Regions from separate parts of the Homo sapiens genome. Here region 1 is linked to region 2. Evidence: chromatin loops called from intact Hi-C (ENCODE). Cell type or tissue: IMR-90. All regions are shown on one strand. Region 1 overlaps STON1-GTF2A1L (STON1-GTF2A1L readthrough). Region 2 overlaps PPP1R21 (protein phosphatase 1 regulatory subunit 21).

The links. A loop is a pair of places that touch in the nucleus more often than their neighbours do. Peaks named below come from ENCODE experiments on the same cell type or tissue, not always from the same donor. Only the 100,000 strongest peaks of a DNase experiment are listed, where the experiment ranks them.
Region 1: a loop joins it to region 2, with 1.9 times the contacts of the local background. A loop is called at or near these places in 1 of 110 quality-filtered maps.

Annotation. Positions count from the first base shown.
Region 1 is chr2:48,565,220-48,569,219 of GRCh38, reverse strand. The region is part of intron 1 of STON1-GTF2A1L (STON1-GTF2A1L readthrough); the gene reads right to left. All of the region lies in intron 1 of STON1 (stonin 1), which reads right to left. Among named protein-coding and RNA genes, the nearest start is that of STON1, 37 kb to the right of the region's middle. In IMR-90, a CTCF peak has its summit at 2,493; no DNase peak of the experiment used is centred here.
Region 2 is chr2:48,482,515-48,486,514 of GRCh38, reverse strand. All of the region lies in intron 13 of PPP1R21 (protein phosphatase 1 regulatory subunit 21), which reads right to left. Among named protein-coding and RNA genes, the nearest start is that of PPP1R21, 44 kb to the right of the region's middle. In IMR-90, no CTCF peak of the experiment used is centred here; DNase peaks (open chromatin) are centred at 2,414, 2,774 and 3,984; H3K27ac peaks cover 375 bases.

The sequences.
Region 1 (4,000 bases), 83 kb before region 2:
TATGTGTTCATGGTGTGCTAAGGGCTGTAGGCTGTATATGCATGATCTCATTTAATACTCACAAACTCATGAAGTAATATTATCATTATTTGGTAGAAAAGGAAAATAAGTTCGGAGGAGTTAAGCTACTTGCCTAAAGTTGCTCGACCAGTAAGATGTAGAACCTAGACTGTGACCAGGTCTGTCCAGTCCCAAAGTCCACCACCCGGAGGTCCAGAGAGATCCAATGCCTTGCTGGTGTCAGGGGTCCTGCCTTTTCTGCACTTTCCACCACCCCACCCTTCACTAATGAAATAGCACCAGGGTAGAGCCACCACCACTTCCTGGAGCCAGGAGCTCTAGATTGGAAGGATGCTGTTCTCACGTGAGAAGAGCCTATTTCTCCAGCAAGCCCACCACACGTATCTGCCCCTTGGACATCAGGCTGTGGGAAAAGCAGACTGATAATTTTCCCCAAGGTTGCTCAAGAACAACAGCTCAGTACAAATTTGGGTCATTTCTGAGAATGGCTTTCATAACTCAGCTCGCCCTATTTCCTGCCCCTTCTTGACTGCATCAACTGACTGTCCTGCCCTTAGTGATGAATAATTTCTCAGAATTGTTGTCTAATAAATAGATTTAGGTGCCCTGCCTCTCTTTTAGTGGCGATTCCAGTATTCTCTGTAATTTTCCAAATTTTGTGTAACTCCCTGCAAAGTTCATCCCTCCCACACCATCATCCCCTACTCCCCTCCAACCTCAAGAGTCTACTTCTGCCGTTCTTTGCAGTTTTCCTCTACTTTTCTTCATAAACCACTCAAATAAAATGTAAATATGAAGTTCTACCTTCTCCTGTAGATTGTTGAAGTCAGATTAGATGCATGTGATAGGTGAAACAGCAATCCAGGTCATATGGCAGCTGAAGACTTTGTCCCCACTTCAGTATGCATCTGTGGGGAAAAGCACGCCCCAATGTGGTCCCTAATGTCTGGCTCCTCTGTTTCTGCTAGATGTTGGGGGAGGACTGATGCCAAGGAGGTATTCAGCAGAGCTCAGGAAGGCATCATCGACACCTCTCAGTAGCCTCCTGGTATCAGCCCAACCAAACTGTCCCTGTTGGGTCAATTCCTACTCAAGCCTCAGGAACACCCTCTCCTTCAGCAGAGGGCTGAATTGAGTCCTTTATTCCTGTGGCTTTTCTTTGCTCTCTAACAATGCTGCATAATCTACAGAAAGAATGTCTTAATTTCAGTGTGTCTGTGCGGTTCCATTGGCTGTTTTTCAAATAAGGAATTCTCAGACTCCCTATAGCGCCAGACTCCTCAAGAGCAACACTGTAACTAGACTTTAGCAGCATTTCCAAACCCTCAGTCTGTTTTTGTATGATTGGAGGGCTGCAATCTAGCTACTGTACATTCCAGAAACAACTGTATATCCTGGAAACAAAGCCAAAGTCAGGGACAGGCCAGTGTGTTAACATGCAGCTGTGAAGAATTTTCTTAAGGGCTTGCTATGACAGTATTTAAAATACCATTCCTGGCCAGGTGCAGTGGCTCACGCCTGTAATCGCAGCACTTTGGGAGGCCGAGGCGGGCAGATCACCTGAGGTCAGGAGTCCGAAACCAACATGGCAAAACCCCGTCTCTACTAAAAATACAAAAATTAGCCGGGCACGGTGGTGGGCGCCTGTAATCCCAGCTACTCAGGAGGCTGAGGCAGGAGAATCGCTTGAACACAGGAGGCGGAGACTGCAGTGAGCTAAGATCGCGCCATTGCACTCCAGCCTGGATGACAGGGCAAGACTGCATCTCAAAAAAAATAAATATATAAAAATAAAATATCATTCCTGTAAAAGGCTTCGTTCTAAAGGGGAAAGCGAAAGTTTGGAACAAAAAGGAATCATCAGAAAACACAATACCTTAAGGAAAATCAAAAAGCCTCACCTTCATCTTAGGTCATGGGAGAAGTGCCCACAGGCTGCATGAACCATATTATTAGCACATATGTTCTGCAGCTCATAATGCTTAATCGCAAACATGTGGGGTATTTAGTTCAGCTATGTGACAGGGAATAACATTTGTAAAATATTAAACCACAGCAAAACCTAACCATGCTTTCAAATATTGTCAGTGCTGGTTCCAGCTCAATTCCCTAACACTGCCCCTCCCCTACGGCATTTAACCTTCATTTTTCCAGCATAAACTTGGGTGCCAACTTTTTTTTTTTACCTTGTTCTAATAATCTGTTCATTTCCTAAATTTAGAGAATAGTGACATAGATTCTCTCTTTGACCAAATTCTAGCCAGGCTCAGAGTCTGCTTCTTGAATAGGCCTTTCAACTTCAGCCTGTAACGACTTGAACAAACACTAATATTGCTTCCAATGGCTCGAGGCCACACCACCACAACACCAGCCCCTCTTAAAGTGCCCGCCTGAGAAAACGCAAGGCTGCCTGAAGAATTCAATGTTTGTTTCAATCAATGCCTGAAGATAGGGTCCCTCTAGCGTCAGTGGGAGAGTAGGAGCCTAACTTTGATAAATGCCAGTTTGCAAACCCAGATGGATTTCACATGGACCAACCCCTCCTTCCCACTTTTTGTAATTTTTCACTTCCCTGACTCCCTTGAGCTCATTCTCCCTTTAAAATGCCCAGTCACAGGTCGGGTGCGGTGGCTCACGCCTGTAATCTCAGCACTTTGGGAGACTGAGGTGGGCGGATCACCCGACGTCAGAAGATTGAGACCAGCCTGACCAACATGGTGAAACCCCGTCTCTACTAAAAATACAAAAATTAGCCGGGCATGGTGGAGACTGAGGTGGGCAGATCACCTGACGTCAGAAGATCGAGACCAGCCTGACCAACATGGTGAAACCCCGTCTCTACTAAAAATACAAAAATTAGCCGGGCGTGGTGGTGGGCACCTGTAATCCCAGCTACTTGGGAAGCTGAGGCAGGAGAATCACTTGAACCTGGGAGGTGGAGGTTGCAGTGAGCCAAGATGGTGCCACTGCACTCCAGCCTGGGTGACAGAGTGAAACTCCATCTCAAAAAAATAAAAACTAATATGCCCAGTCACCTCTGTACAAATGGAAATTGAGTTTGGTTCAAGCTAGACTCTTTTCCCTGTTGCAATAGTTATTACCAATTAAAAATCTATTCTCACCACTTTAACTAATGTCCAGCTGTGTTTATCTTTGACAGTAATATGAACAGAATCCAACCCAAACTGGCTAGTCCCAGAAAATGGTCATTACATGAACAAAGAGAAGATTTGGAGTTGGGTGGGTATTCGGATTTTAGAATTTTATCCTTATTATCATGACATTTCTATGATGTATCCATACCATGTTCATGTCACTGCCATAGATGCTATAGAAATTTGCTAAGCAGGTCACTGAGCCACAGTTTCCTCATCTGTAAAATGGTAATATTAATTTTACCTCATATGTAAATTGCCTCATAAATGTACTCGATATATGTTAGTTTTCCTTTCTCCTCCTCTGTCCCTACTCTAGCCTTTAGAACACCTGCTTTCTCCAGTCAGGAGGAAGCTAAAGAGGCCCAACTCTGGACCTTGGTTTACCATCAAGACAACTTGCTATGAATCTTTTTCTAGAACTGTGTCTCCATTCTGCCTAACTTATGACCATGCCTGTATTCTGCCCTGGGGATCTGATAATATAATTCCCTGTCTTAGATCCCTGTGCCCAATTCCCTGCTCAGGGATCCTCCTTTGTTATGGGCTTAATGTTTGTGTCCCCACAAAATTCCTATGTTGAAACCTGAATCCCAATGTGATGATATTTAGAGATGGGGCCATTAGAAGGTAATGAGGTCATGAGTGTAGAGCCCTCATGAATAGGATTAGTACCTGTATAAGAAGTCGGAGGCTGGGCGCGGTGGCTCACGCCTGTAATCCTGGCACTTTGGGAGGCCGAGGCGGGTGGATCACGAGGTCAGGAGATCGAGACCATCCTGGCTAACATGGTGAAACCCTGTCTCTACCAAAAATACAAAAAA
Region 2 (4,000 bases):
GAATGGTCTCAAGTGTCAGGATTGCACTGAGTATCAATTAGGTCACAAATCTACATGGAAAGAACAGAGAGAAGTAAGGATCTCTGAACACCATCTTGGCTATCTTTACTACAGCCACCAAGATTTCCTCGTCGGAGTATTAATTCTAACATTGGGTAAATGATCCTGTATTTACCAGTTAAAAACCACTATTTACCAGTTAAAAACCACTGTTTTGATAGTGTAACAGGCATTGAGGAGAAATTATCTTGTATTTATATAAACAACCCACCAGGCTGGAAAGGAATAGCCAACACAACCACACTGTCTCACAGTCCTTACTGGGCTATAGCTAGTTTCCTAGTGCACACCCTAACTAGCAATGAGAAGTATCTGCACAGCCAAATACGGATTGGACGCCCCAGTGCCTGACTTCCTATGCAACTGTCTCCAGTCCAAGAATAGTACAATAAAGGCCTGTGGTTAGGAAAGCATAGAAGAGGTATACATATATACACATATGTATTAATTATATTATATATAATTGTATATATTAATATAATATATAAAACTATATATAATACAATTATATATAGTATATACAATTGTATATATTAGTTAGTATATACAATTGTATATATTAGTTAGTATATACAATTGTATATATTAGTTAATATATACAACTATATATATGTCAATCACAAAACATGAAAATTTTTATAGCAATTCTGTACAAACAATTTCATTAATTTAGAATCAAGAAATTTTGTTGATTGTTTTAGACTATAGATAATTAATGGAGGAAATAAGACTATTTGAAAAGAAATAGTATTTGAGATTTAACCTGAAGTGATCATGATGTTTTAACTCAAAATTACTATGGTCCATGAATGAGATTATTTTCACTAACATTTTAAAACTAGGGAATTTAAAAATTATTAATATATTCCTATATTTATATACACTTGTAATAAATACGTCTTTGATTTAGGATAGTTTTAGACTTATAGAAAAGGTATGGAGTTTCATTACACCCTTTAGCCAATTTTTCCTACTGTTAACATATTACTATGGTACAGTTGTCACAGAAAAGGAACCAACCAATTGGCAAATTACTATTACATTCAATATATTTTTGAAAAGAAATGATTATGCTCAACATAGTCATAAGATGTCCAAGTGTATAAAAATTCAATTAGGATGCTGAATGCTTTTTGTTTTTTTTTTTACATTTTATTTTAGAGGCAGGGAGTTTATGTGCAGGTTTGTTATGCGGGCATATTGTGTAATACTGGGGTTTGGGCTTCCATTGAGCCCATCACCCAAATGGTGAACATAGTAGTGGGATTGTTAATACCCAGTAGTGGGTATTGCTGGGTCGAATGGTAATTCTATTTTCAGAACTCTAAAAATGAGAGAAATCTCCATACTGCTTTCCATAGGGGTTGAACTAATTTACATTCCCACCAACAGTCTGTAAGTACTGAATGCTTTTTGTATACTGAATTGCTCATCCCTAACAGACATTTTCTTTCTACACATCACAGACAGTTTTATTCAATATTTCACTGGAAGTATATACAATGTTATAATAATACAATTTGGTTGGTAAGCAATCTTGGTTGATGGTAATTGAGGTACTCATGAAAAAAGTACAATACTAAGAACAATGCTATTGTAGCTTGATTATAGTCATTCTCACAATCAAAATGTTTACTCTTGGCAGGATGCAGTGGCTCATGCCTGTAATCTAGCACTTTGGGAGACCGACGTGGGCAGATCACTGGAGGCCAGGAGTTCAAGACCAGCCTGGCCAACATGGCAAAACCCCGTGTCTACTAAAAATACAAAAATTGCTGGGTGTAGTGGCATGTGCCTGTAATCCCAGCTACTCAGGTGCTAGAGGCATAAGAATTGCTTAAACCCAAGAGTGGGAGGTTGCAGTGAGCCAAGATCATGCCACTGCAGTCCAGCCTGGGCAACAGAGCAAGAATCAGTCCAGAAAAAAAAAAAAAAAAAAAGTTTATTCTTTATTTAGTCCAAAGATTTTAATTATTTAGAGTGTTTCTTGACATTAAATTTTAACTCCAAAATGTACAAAAGAATCATGTGACTTAGACCATAGATTTATTTTTCCTTTTATGTTTCCCACGAGTCTACCAACTTCAGACCTCTGAGACTAAAGATCAAACAATTCTCACTTAGAATATGCTCCTTGAAAGGGCTGTATTTGCAACACGACCCCCAAATGCTGAAGGAGCCAAGAAATCAAAGAAGGAAGCAGGCAAATCCAGTTTATTGGTATAGGATGATTTATTAGGAGGAACTTACAGACACAAGCATGGTCTTGGGTGGCTGCAAAACAGATCTCTGCATGGCAAACCCCCAAACGCAGGGCTTATATCTTGGGGAAAAAGTATGCGTGTTCTGAAAGGAATGTGTGGGTGGCTACAGGAGTCACAGCCTATGATTTTTGTTATGGCGTCAAAGTTTGTTTTGAAGGAATCTTACAGTGAATAGGTATTCCTATATAAAGAGTAATACATTAGGCTGGGCACGGTAGTTCATGCATGTAATCCCAGCACTTTGGGAGACCGAAGCAGAAGGATCACTTGAGTCCAGGAGTTTGAGACCAGCCTGGGAAATATAGAAGGACCCCACCTCTATAAAAAAGAAATTTAAAAAATTAAAAATAAGAAAGAGTAATACACTAAATTGACATTTTGGAGGCATTCCCAGACTCAGGGTTAGTCAGAAGTTACATGGTGGATTAGCATTTAAAATAAAGACACTCTTGGCCAGGCGCGGTACCTCACGCTTGTAATCCCAGCACTTGGGTTGGAACAATGTGTACTCTGTTCTGTTTCTCATTGTGCATTACAAGGAACAGGGTAGAGAAGGGTAAAATACTATGTGCACTACTTTGCTAAATGAGCTTATAAAGCAGTACAAGTCAGTTAACGTGATGCCTCTAGCTTTATGCTTTGTGCTGTTTGCTTTGGCTATTCAGGCCCCTTTTATGGTTTCCTGTGAATTTTAGGATTTTGACATTGGGCCAGGTGCAGTGGCTCACGCCTATAATCCCAAAACTTTGAGAGGCCGAGGCAGGCGGATCACTTGAGGTCAGGAGTTCGAGACCAGCCTGGCCAACATGGCGAAACCCTGTCTCTATTTAAAATACAAAAAAATTAGCCGGCATGGTGACGCACACCTGTAGTCCCAGCTACTCAGGAGGCTGAGGCAGGAGAATCGCTTGAACCTGGGAGGGAAAGGTTGCACTGCACTCCAGCCTGGGTGACAGAGTGAGACTTGTCTCAAAAAAAAAAAAAAAAAAAAAAAAGGAAAAAAAAGTATCTTTATTTTATAGAAAATGTAGTACGTATACGTCATAGAACACTATGCAGCCATAAAAAGGAACGAGATCATGTCCTTTGCAGGTACATGGATGGAGCCAGAAGCCATTATCTTCAGCAAACTAACGCAGAAACAGAAAATCAAATACTGCATGTTCTCACTTGTCAATGGAAGCTGAATGATGAGAACACATGGACACATGCCAAGGAACAAGACACACTGGAGCCTGATGGAGGGTGGGGGATGGGAGGAGGGATAGCATCAGGAAGAATGGCAAATGGATGCTGGGCTTACTATCTAGTTGATGGGATGATCTGTGCAGCTAATCACTACGGCACACATTTAACTATGTAACAAACCTGCACATCCTGCACATTTACCCCTGAACTTAAAAGTTGAGGGGAAAAAAAAGTCATCTGATGATGTGTATACACACTAAACTTTGGGAAACGTTGGTCTATATATTTTCATAATTACAACTACAGACTATAGTCACTTTAGAATAAAGTAGACATCCTAAAAAAAAAAAAAAAAAACAGTGTCTTTATTTTAAATGCTAATCTGCCATGTAACTTCTGGCTGACCCTGAATCTGGGAATACCTCCAAAATGTCTAGATGATATATTACTCTTTATATAAAAACATGTATTCACAATAAGTTTCCTTC